Linked DNA regions of Mus musculus: region 2 is linked to region 1. Evidence: chromatin loops called from intact Hi-C (ENCODE). Cell type or tissue: gastrocnemius. All regions are shown on one strand. Links, peaks and the distances in the headings refer to the core of each region. The heading gives the core; the rest is flanking DNA. Region 1 overlaps Gpr84 (G protein-coupled receptor 84). Region 2 holds the start of Hoxc10 (homeobox C10).

Region 1 (5,367 bases), core at 135-5,134:
ACTGGGAACCTCAGGTGAGCATACCGTGTGTGTGTGTGTGTGTGTGTGTGTGTGTGTGTGTGTGTGTGTGTTGTGCATGGTCTTATTTTCTCGATCCTCTCATTTCTCAGGTAGTCACAATCAGAAAATGTGAGGTGAGGAGAATAGTGGTATATGTATGAGGCCTGAGAATCTTTGTGAGCTAAGACCAGCCTGGCTATATAACAAGACACAGGAGAGAGAAGGGGAAAGGGAGGAAGAAGGGGGAGAGGAAGAGAGGAGGAGAGGAAGAAGGGAAGAAGGAGAAAGGAAAGAAGAGGGGGAAAAGGGAGGGGGATCAAGGAGCACAGGGCTCTTGGCTGGTCTTCAAGATCTGGGAAGTAATTAGGATGGAAGCTGCCAGGTTTATGGGGAGCATCCCACACATATTGAAGGGGCCTGAGGTTTGGAGAAACAAAATTAACACATTTCCAGAAGAGACATTTGATAAGAATTTAGAAAAGAAGTCCAAAAATGTGAAAGGAAAAGGTAGAGAGAACCTACAGGAGATAACAGGGAACTTTGAGATCAAGTGCTTTCCAGCCAAGAATTAAAGTGAGTTCTAGGAGCAGAGCAAGGGAGTTGCTTCAAAGGAAGCAACTGGAGAAGCAAGTTCTCATACCATCTCCCTTTCCTCCTCTCCCTTCAGTCTCCATCATGTGGAACAGCTCAGATGCCAACTTCTCCTGCTACCATGAGTCTGTGTTGGGCTATCGATACTTTGCAATTATCTGGGGCGTGGCAGTGGCTGTGACAGGCACGGTGGGCAATGTGCTCACTCTGCTGGCCTTGGCCATTCGTCCCAAGCTCCGAACCCGCTTCAACCTGCTCATTGCCAACCTCACCCTGGCTGATCTACTCTACTGCACGCTCCTGCAGCCTTTCTCCGTGGACACATACCTCCACCTCCATTGGCGTACCGGCGCGGTCTTCTGTAGAATATTTGGACTCCTCCTCTTTACTTCCAATTCTGTCTCCATCCTCACCCTCTGTCTCATTGCTCTAGGACGCTACCTCCTCATTGCCCACCCTAAGCTCTTTCCCCAGGTTTTCAGTGCCAAGGGGATCGTGCTGGCACTGGTGGGCAGCTGGGTTGTGGGGGTGACCAGCTTTGCCCCCCTCTGGAATGTTTTTGTCTTGGTGCCAGTTGTCTGCACCTGCAGCTTTGACCGCATGCGAGGCCGGCCTTACACCACCATCCTCATGGGCATCTACTTTGTGCTTGGGCTCAGCAGCGTGGGCGTCTTCTACTGCCTCATCCACCGGCAAGTGAAGCGTGCGGCTCGAGCACTGGACCAATACGGGCTGCATCAGGCCAGCATCCGCTCTCATCAGGTGGCTGGGACACAAGAAGCCATGCCTGGCCACTTCCAGGAGCTAGACAGCGGGGTTGCCTCAAGAGGGCCCAGCGAGGGGATTTCATCTGAGCCAGTCAGTGCTGCGACCACGCAGACCCTGGAAGGTGATTCGTCAGAAGCTGGGGGCCAGGGCATTAGAAAGGCAGCTCAACAGATCGCAGAGAGAAGCCTTCCAGAAGTGCATCGCAAGCCCCGGGAAACTGCAGGAGCTCGCAGAGCCACAGATGCCCCATCAGAGTTCGGGAAGGTGACCCGTATGTGCTTCGCAGTGTTCCTCTGCTTCGCCCTCAGCTACATCCCCTTCCTGTTGCTCAACATTCTGGACGCCAGGGGCCGTGCTCCACGAGTAGTGCACATGGTGGCTGCCAACCTCACCTGGCTCAACAGCTGCATCAACCCTGTGCTCTATGCAGCCATGAACCGCCAGTTTCGCCACGCGTATGGCTCCATCCTGAAACGCGGGCCACAGAGTTTCCGCCGGTTCCATTAAAGCTATTTAAAGCTAGTAGTCCATTCACCAGGACAGGCCAAACATCCGGAACCAGAGTGGCCTGCAGAGGACAGGACAGGAGCCCTTCAGTCCTTGGGTATTTCACAGACAACCTCAGTGGTATAGAGGTACACCACTTTCCCATTCAGGAATCAGTGTGTCAACCCTGTGTGACCCAAGGAGTGTGGTTAATTATTAATAAAGACATTGCATCCCCCCCTCACACTTGGCGCTTGCGTGCATGCTTTTGTGTGTGTGTGTGTGTGTGTGTGTGTGTGTGTGTTCTTCCTCGGTTTATTTCCATCTTAGTTTTTGCAACAGTATTTCTGGGGCTCCAAAATTTGACTAGATTGACTGGCCAGCAAGCTCCAGCGAGTGACCCTACTGACACGACCTCCCTAATGCTAGGATTACAGTCATGCACTGCCTTGACCAATTTTTACATAAATGTTGGAGATACAGACACAGATTCTATATTTGCATAATATGCACTTCGAAGCCTACTTCCCTAACTCCGCATTGAATGCTTTTAACGTCCAGGAGTGGTTACGTGAGAAAGGAGGATTTAGGCCAGAGTCAGAACTGGAATTTAGTAGTTGAGATTTGGGGTGACCTGTGTCAAAGCCATTTAGAGAGCAGCTATCCAGGGATAGATGTAGCCTGTGACTGACAGGGTTCCAGATAGAGAATTAGCTTTCTCTCTCCCTTTTATTTTTCCTTTGAGACATCATCATATGTAGCCCAATTTGCCCTCAAATTCAAGATCGTCCTGCAACGAGAGCCACAGAGTAATTACAGGTGTGTGCCTTTTTCCTTAATAAAACAGCCCTTAACTGCTCACCACTACTGCCAAAATCCTCCATCCAGGCCAGGAGGTTTATTCAACACTACAGGTTATACCCTTGCAGTGAATCCTGCCCACTGCACCCCATACAAGGGGATAGTCAAGGTGGAGCCTGTGCTCCGGGGAAATGGAACCAAGCTTAGCGGGTGGCCGCTGTACCTGGAGGCTCTCTTCCTCCATTTTTCCTCTACGGGCTGAAGAAAGCCCCACAGGGCACACCCCTGACTTCTCAAGCACCACCATTCTGTAAATACGGCCTGAAAGCACAAAGACCACCAGGTGGCGCTGTTTCCCTGTGCTTCCTTTTTTACTTCCGGTTGAGTATTGTAAGTGCCAGCAAGATCCCTGACCAGGGGTGGAGGCCCAGGATTTGAATCAGCATACTTGAATACTAGAAAATGAAGACTGAGGAAGGATGTTTTGTTTTTTGATAATTTTACCATGTGGAGCTCATGGCCCTACAGCCTCAGACCTCAGAGTGCAAATTTACAGGCATGTAATCCTTGCTGAAACCATTGGTTTTCTTTTAATTTCATTTGAAACAGGCTATCACTATGTAGCTGATGCTGGCCTTGAATACTTGGTCTTCCTTCTTCAGGATCCAGAAAAAAAAGGGAGGTGGGGGGACTGTGTATGAGTCATCATGCTGAAGTAGTAGAGCCTCTACCTTTATCTAAGGTGGGACAGGGTACTGGGTGAGCACCAAGAGACCACTGAGAATGGGATGTTTGAGCTGGGTTGGTTGACAAGATGCCCCGCTGCATACGGCCTCTTCCTATCCCCAAATGCCTGGTTTGAAACAACAAAATCTTGAAGAATTGAAATGAAAATAAAAAGACAAAATAAAAAGACACTCCGGCTGGGCAGTGGTGGCACATGCCTTTAATCCCAGCACTTGGGAGGCAGAGGCAGGTGGATTTCAGAGTTCGAGGCCAGCCTGGTCTACAGAGTGAGTTCCAGGACAGCCAGGGATACACAGAGAAACCCTGTCTCAAAAAAAAAAACAAACAAACAACAACACCAACAAAAAGACAGTTCAACTCCACCCCCTCCACCCCCAACCCCAATGAGGACCAGTAGTCTATCTTGCTAATCCAGAGCCCGTGTTTCTAGATGTTCTTCACGGCCCACAAACAAATAGCAAGCTGAGGCTACAGAGACGGGATTCAGACAGGCCAGGTGCAACCTGGGACTGTGCAGCTGAGGCTAGGCCAAAGACCCGAGTGACACTTCCATGAACTTGAGACCTCTGGACCACTCTAGGCTTCAAGTTTCATGATCTGTAGAAAGCTGAGAGTAGGGGACACTCTTTGTAGTGCTAAATTCTGCAAAGATGTTTCATGTAGGCATAAAATTCCCATGACAATCAATTATACTTTCTTACAAATGGGAAAACAAATACTAACAGGTTAATTTGTTCAAAGTCAAAGGGCTAGTAAGTGATAAACTGTGGTTTGAGGGCAAAGTCTAACCAGAGCTGTTACCAGCAATAAAGACTAACCACTACAAAACAGCTGCGTTGCTGAAGCTAGGTCATATGATCAGGCAAACCCTAAAAGTCCTTCCCATTCAGTCCTTCCAAGATCTTGAAGGTTGACAACTCTCTGAAGGCTTGTAAAAGGGTTCTTTTTTCACATTCCTTGAAGGCAATTCAAAATCTTCCTCAGAGTAGAGGGAACAGCGATAGGGATTGCAGTTAGACATCAGAGTGGCTTCCTAATCTTCAATTGCGGGAGGGTTGGGGGGCTGGGGAATGACTCAGAGGACACAAGAGTCCCAAAACCGAAGGACAGAAATTTAGCAAGCAAGCTGCTTTCTCACCCTTCACCCTCTGCACACATCTCCGTTCCTAATTTCAATAAAGGCTGAGCTGGAAGAAAGAAAACGGAAAGCGAGGCTTTCTGGGGTATTCTCTCTTGGGGCGTGAGTGTTAGGATGGGACCCAGTCAATGCCTGTACACCCACCACTATCTTTGTCAGTCACCCGCGGGAGCCCGCGCCCTGTCGAAGCCTGTCTTTGTCCCTCTCCATTTGGGCGTCTCTCGAGCAGACTGCAGTCTCTCGCCTGCCCGCGCCACCCGCCCGCGCCCGCGCCCGCGCCCGCCCGAGGGTCCCCGATTCGCGCCTCCCCCACGGCCCCGCCTGCCCGCTCGCAGCACACTCTCTCTCTTTCGCTGTCTCCTGCAGACAGATTTATGGTCAGCCCAGAGTCTCTCATTGGCCGAGCTCTGACAGGACTTGATTTAACGCCACGTTTCATTGGCTGATCTTGACAGGCCGATTTACGAGTCGCGATGCTATTGGTCCAGCGGCCTCGGCCCTGATTTACAGCCTGGTGGGCGCCGAGGGGGGTGGGGCGCGGCTGGGAACGAGGCCGCGCGCCCCTCCCCCGCATCCCTTGTACTCGCGTGCTCGCCGCGCGTGCCCGTCACGCCGCTTCCGGAGCGGCTCTGCGAGTGACCGGCCGAGACAGCGGGGAATTTGGCGGGCCGGAGGCCGGCGGCGCGCAGCCCGTGGGAGCTGTGTCGCGTTTGTTGCGCGGGACCCCTCCCAACCCCCCCTCCCACTCCCACCCCAGCTTAGATTTACGAGCTCAGGCTCGGCCTTCAGGAATTAGGAATATTTATGCTTCTTTGAGGTTTGGAGGGTGATAAATA
Region 2 (5,367 bases), core at 243-5,242, 340 kb after region 1:
ACCACACACAAGCTTCAGGCCACCCCAGTCTGATTCGCTCTCAATAGTTCACCTACTTCTATACCAATGACCCGGCCTCCATCAGCATCACCAGGAGCCAGTTTCTTGGGGAGCGGGTTTATTTCTACCCACTAGGCCTTTTTTGGTGCATTTTGTTCCAACTTTTCAGGGAAAGTCGTTCCCTTTTGCAACACAATCCTGCTCCTGTTTCAAACTCCGGTTCCCTGCCCCCAGTACAGCAAAGGGTCCTGAAAACCCTCAGTTACAGAAGAAATGAATCTTGAACCCTGAGCTTGAACTCTGGCTGAGCATTGAACCAAAAATCACAAAGAAATCCAACCAATGCCTCACTCCTTCTCAGGAGTAAACCGCTTGCCACGCACACAGAAAATTTCAAACCACTCATTTATAAACTGCTTTTGAAAACCACTGGGGGCAAAAACATAACCAGAAAAAAATATAGAAAAGGAAAAAAAAGAGGCCAGAGGTGGTGGGAGAAGAAGAAAGAAGGAGAAGAAGAAGAAGAAGAAGAAGAAGAAGAAGAAGAAGAAGAAGAAGAAGAAGAAGAAGAAGAAGAAGAAGAAGAAGAAGAAGAAGAAGAAGAAGAAGAAATGAGAAGGAAAAGGAGCAGAAAAGCAGGGAAAAAATTTTCCAACGCCCTAATTCAAAGCCATCCTTAAGCCAAGCATCTGGCGGAGGGAGGGATGTGGCGGGCAGCCCTTCACCTCCACCTCTTCCGGCCTCAGCCTCGCTGCCCAAGGCTCCTGCCGAGACAGAAATTGCAGGGGCACAAACTGCACGCACAAATCCGACCCACAAACAACAAATTGTGTTTCTAGTAAACATTTTTCCAACTAGGAATATGCACTGAAGAGACATTATTCATCTCTAAGCCTTCTCTGGTCCCTGGCCTAAGGATCGCCATTTTAAGCTTTTTGTGAGCTTTGACCTGAGCTGGGGACATTAGCCCCCCAGGACATCCTCACTGAAAAAGCAAACCAAAGCCATCACGCGCCTAGGAATGGCCACCGATCCGGTGCAGCACAGGGTGCCCGTAGGCTTCCTGTAGTGCGCCCCTCCTCCGCCTATGCAACCAAGGGCCGGGCTGGCCTGGCACTTCCATGTCTCGGTTTACCTTCCACTGCTAAATGACACGCTACCAGCCTGGAGCTCAGCAAACAGGAGCCTCAAGCCCGGGTCAATTCAGAACCTTTGAGTTCCTTAGGCCTCTGCTCAATTCTCCCTTATCTTCCTGCCCCAAATCCTGACCACGAAGACTCGCACCCCCAACGTTCCAGCCCGCCCCGCGGCCCAGACGGCCTTACCTTTAGCTTCGTTATCCGAGGTGTCTGGACTGGAGTCTGCGGTCTTGGCCCGTTCCTTCTCGCTCTCCGAGGGGCTGGCTTTTGGGCCCGCCAGGCTTTGCTCTGTCTTGATCTCATTGGGACTGGGGGTCTGGCTGTCGGACTTGGGGGTCTCAGGAAAACTCACTTTGCCCCCAAGCTGAGGCGATTCCAGATGTTCGGTGCGCGGGTTGAGACTGGCCCGCTGCTCAAAGGGGGCTTCGAACTCGTTGGCCCCAGCACAGTGGGGCGTTTTGTCCAGCGCGGAGTAGCTCGGGCTGGCTCGGTAGTAGCTGGGTACAGGTACCTCGTGCTCCCCAAGGCAAGACTCCGGCAGGGGGTGGGAGTAGAGAGCTGCCTCAGGGCCACTTTTCGCCCGCTTCTCTGCACTGTACATGCAGCAGACATTCTCCTCCTTGACACTAGGTGGGTAGGAACAGGAGGACAGAGGCCTGCCAACAGGTTGTTCCAGGCGGTAGGCGGCTTTGGGGTCGCCCCAGGAGTCCAGCTGCGAGAGGTAGGACGGGTAGGTGTTGAGGGCTAGGTTTGGGCTGCCTCCCTCGTCCCTCTTGGAGAGAGAGGGCGCGAGCCCGCAGCCCCTCATCACCCCGCAGTTGAAGTCACTCCCAGATTGCATATACATTCCTGCGTTACGGTTATAGCGCTCTCCTCCTCCCGGCGCAGCCAAGGGCTCCGCGTACGAGTTCGGAGTTACATTGCGAGGGCATGTCATTTTCAGAGAGAGGGGTTTTTAAGGAGCAATACTACAGCGGAGGAGCTGACATCTTTTTTCCCCCATCCGGGAAGGGGGGGGGAGCGGTTGGAGGGGCGGGAGGAAAAAGAAGGGGAGGGGGGAAATATCAGCTCCATAATTATCCGCGCATTCGGTCCTCACCATGTGACGGCTAGACCAATGGGATTTGAAAATGGCCTTGATGATTCAGACGGTCGTGACGTCAGCGGGGTCAAGTTGTCGGCAGGCGGAGCGCTCAGCGTGGAGTAACAGCGCCACCTAGCAGCTGCCTCGGGGTAGGGGCACCGGAGCCCTTCCTGGCGAACAAAGGAAGCGCCCCCCGGGCTGCAAGGGCGGTGGGGTAGTGGTGGGGTAGGTGGAGGGACATGGGACTGTTCTGTGAAGAGTGGGACTTGTTTACTAGAGAATCAGCCTGTAGCTCCTGAGGAGAGGGGGGTGGAGAGGGGGGAAATGCGGGACAGAGTAAGGCAACCGGGGCTCAAAACAGTCAAATTCAAAGTAAAAGGTCAAGACAAGATTCAGGTACTCTTTTCCCTCTCTTCACCTTACACTTTCTTCACCCCTGTTCTCCTGTTTCTTCTCTTGGGTTGGTAGCCGGGTAGTGTTTTGGGGGAGATGGGAAGAATCTCCAGTGGGCTTAGGGTAGAAGAGAAAGTTCAAGAATCAAAAGCAAGCTGAAGTTTCTGTTCTCCTGCCTCCTGGTCCGGCTTGGCCCTTGGGTCTGAGCTCTCCCTACCGTAGGTCTTGGAGGTTAGTTGAGTTGCAAGTTCCTTTTTCGGTACTAACTGGGAGTCTCCAGTGTCTGGAGTGGGCCCGGGCCCGGGTCACAACCACTCAAGGGATTCTGGGCAAAGGAGGATCTTAGTGGGCCTAAGGATCAGTGCAGGAGGGAGTTGGAGATTAAAGGTATCTTTCTCCAACCCTGGAGTTGCGGTCTGGGCCTTACTGGATAAGCCTCTCTCTCGGCTTTGCCCTTAGAGCCTTAGAGAGGGTTCCATAGGCTGCTTTGCTCCATGGCCCGGCGGCCCTCTTTTCCTGTTTGACCTTGTCCCTACTTTTTAAAAAAAGGAATATTTCCGGAGAGAAAGCTCGAACCTCCAGGCCTTGCTTGGGTTGGAGGCATGTGTATCCACATGGGAAAGGCTCAGAAGAAACAATTAAACTCCATCCGAGAAGGGTCCTTTTTAAGCGATTGGGCTGGGAGTATTTTTTTAAAGAAGAGGAGCGGTCTATTTTTTTGCGTGCTTGCTAAAGGGGAATCGTACGGGAGGCCGGGAGGTTAGGAGGGATGTGTGTTTGAAATAGTTCTCCATCACTTTTCTTCCAAAGCGAACTAAACTCTCCACCCCTTCCTCAGGAAACGGAATCCGGAGAATAACTTGTCTTTCCGGTAGCTCCGCATTTTTCCCTGGGCAGAGGCTGTGGGCTTTCCATTTTCCCCCGAAAGACCAGAGCCTGGCTGGGAAAGGACTCCAGGGCCGAGCTCCCTGGAGTGGATGAGTGAAGAAGCTGAACCGATTCCTGGAGGCCCTAGCCAGCTAGGATGGAAGATAACTAAGGAAAGAATTGCCCTGATTTCCCCCAACCAGGGGCGGAGAAGAAGACCCAGGGGTGCCTTAATTCCGGGGGTGGGGAATCTGTGGAGTGTGTGGCCAGCAGGGGAGATTTGAAATAGTTTTGTGTTTTCATTTGCAGAGGTCGCCCTGGCTTCAGCCTGGGTGTTATTCAGGGCAAGGTTAGGCTGTTTAGGCCCCAGACCAGACTTGGGACAGTCCGCAGCAGCAGTCAGTCTAGGGAGCCATTTGTCCCCCTGCCCATCCCGCGGGAAACAGCCGAGACTTTATGACCACTCTGTTTGTATTATCTGCATAAGTCTTTCCCCACGAGTTTGATCGAAACCGTTCCCTTTTACGAGGACCCAAAGAAAATTTCCCGTCATATTTATCAGCTGAGGATAAAAATTTAGTATGGGAACTGATATTTCCTCATTTATGGGACAATGAAATTAAAGACCAAAGCAATTGAGAATTATATGGCTTTGGGGGGCTCCCTCCCCCTCTTTCACATCTCTTTTTATTTTCCTCCATGGTGTGCCTGTCCCTGGAGTCTGTCTTCCCAAAATCCTGCCCATGTCCTCGGTTTGGATCCTGGTCATGAGGGTCCTTTCTATAACAGCCAGGTGCTGTATTACCTCGGTACTTTCCAGCTTTAATCTCAACGATAGAAGTCTTAGAAGCCGGGGAAAGAACATTGTCTCCATCTAGGCTGTGCTGTTAAGGCCAAGTAGAAATCATTGCGGGAAGAGATTTACAGGGGGCAGTGGGATTTGAACCCAGACAGAAAGAAGGTGTTGAGAGTCAGAAAATTCTAGAAAAGTCCTCAAACAACATGCTACAAGACAGAAACTGGCTAGCTATCAAGAGAGAAGCAAAGTTACTCAGATTCTGGGCCTGTCTCCTCTACAAACCAGACCCCTATTCCAAGCCCACCTTCAACCTCAGCTATGGGAGGCAATGGAGTTGCTTCAGGATTCTTAACATTATTAGTGGAAATAATACCCTCAGGAGAAATGCTTCCTGCTTCAACTCCCACTTCCTCACAAGAACGAATAGTGTTTAAAGTTGAAATAATTAGAAGTATGATAAACACGGCCCATTAATGAAACAAGAAATCAAATTCATCAACCTAAGTGGGACCCCCGTTGGGACAAATGTTTGCCTCTAATTACTCAAGATAAACGAAAACCCAGAGCTGTTAAGCAACAGCCCGCTAGCTTGCTCGGACGCGACCGAATAACTTGTTGGCTTTTCCAGGACTTTGGGATCTGTATTAATGGAGGTAAACGAAAGAAGAAGTGAAAGTGAGGGCCGGGACAGAGAGCGCTTGTGTGGGTCCAGGAAAGTCCTGTCTCTAGCCCTGCCCCCTTGGGCTCGCCTTTCCCGAGGCCACGAGCAAAGGCAGCTTCCGTCCTATTGTCCCTGCCTGGCGTTCAAAGGCATGCGTGCCGCCTCAGTCACCGGGTCTGCCGCCACAGCCAGGCGCCCGCTGGCCTTACCCAAAGGGTACCCTTGTCAACTGGATTGGGGCCCAGTTGAAAGTCTGTGTCGTGAAAGTCACCCCGGGGTTTTTGTTTTGTTTTATTTTTTGTTTGTTTGTTTTTGTTTCTTAGGAATCTCCTCAACTTCCCCCAATGCAAACAGCCTTGCACTTAAGCCCCACTCCAGAGTCCTCCTTCTTACCTCAACTCGAGGAAGTGAAAATTCCGGGGAC

What was found. Peaks named below come from ENCODE experiments on the same cell type or tissue, not always from the same donor. Only the 100,000 strongest peaks of a DNase experiment are listed, where the experiment ranks them.
Region 2: a loop joins it to region 1, with 9 times the contacts of the local background. A loop is called at or near these places in 4 of 42 quality-filtered maps.

The regions. Positions count from the first base shown.
Region 1 is chr15:103,304,957-103,310,323 of GRCm38, reverse strand. It overlaps Gpr84 (G protein-coupled receptor 84), which reads left to right. Exons shown (of 2, transcript NM_030720.2): 1 at 1-14; 2 at 668-2,089. The coding sequence starts at 676. The coding sequence ends at 1,866. Among named protein-coding and RNA genes, the nearest start is that of Gpr84, 2.8 kb to the left of the region's middle. In gastrocnemius, for the core only: a CTCF peak has its summit at 2,984 (motif pointing right); DNase peaks (open chromatin) are centred at 2,991, 3,871, 4,870, 5,033 and 2 more places; H3K4me3 peaks cover 1,193 bases; H3K27ac peaks cover 2,499 bases.
Region 2 is chr15:102,963,567-102,968,933 of GRCm38, reverse strand. It overlaps Hoxc10 (homeobox C10), which reads right to left and starts at 2,138. Exons shown (of 2, transcript NM_010462.5): 1 at 1,326-2,138. The coding sequence starts at 2,076. In gastrocnemius, for the core only: CTCF peaks have their summits at 1,726 and 2,357; a DNase peak (open chromatin) is centred at 2,335; H3K4me3 peaks cover 5,000 bases; H3K27ac peaks cover 5,000 bases.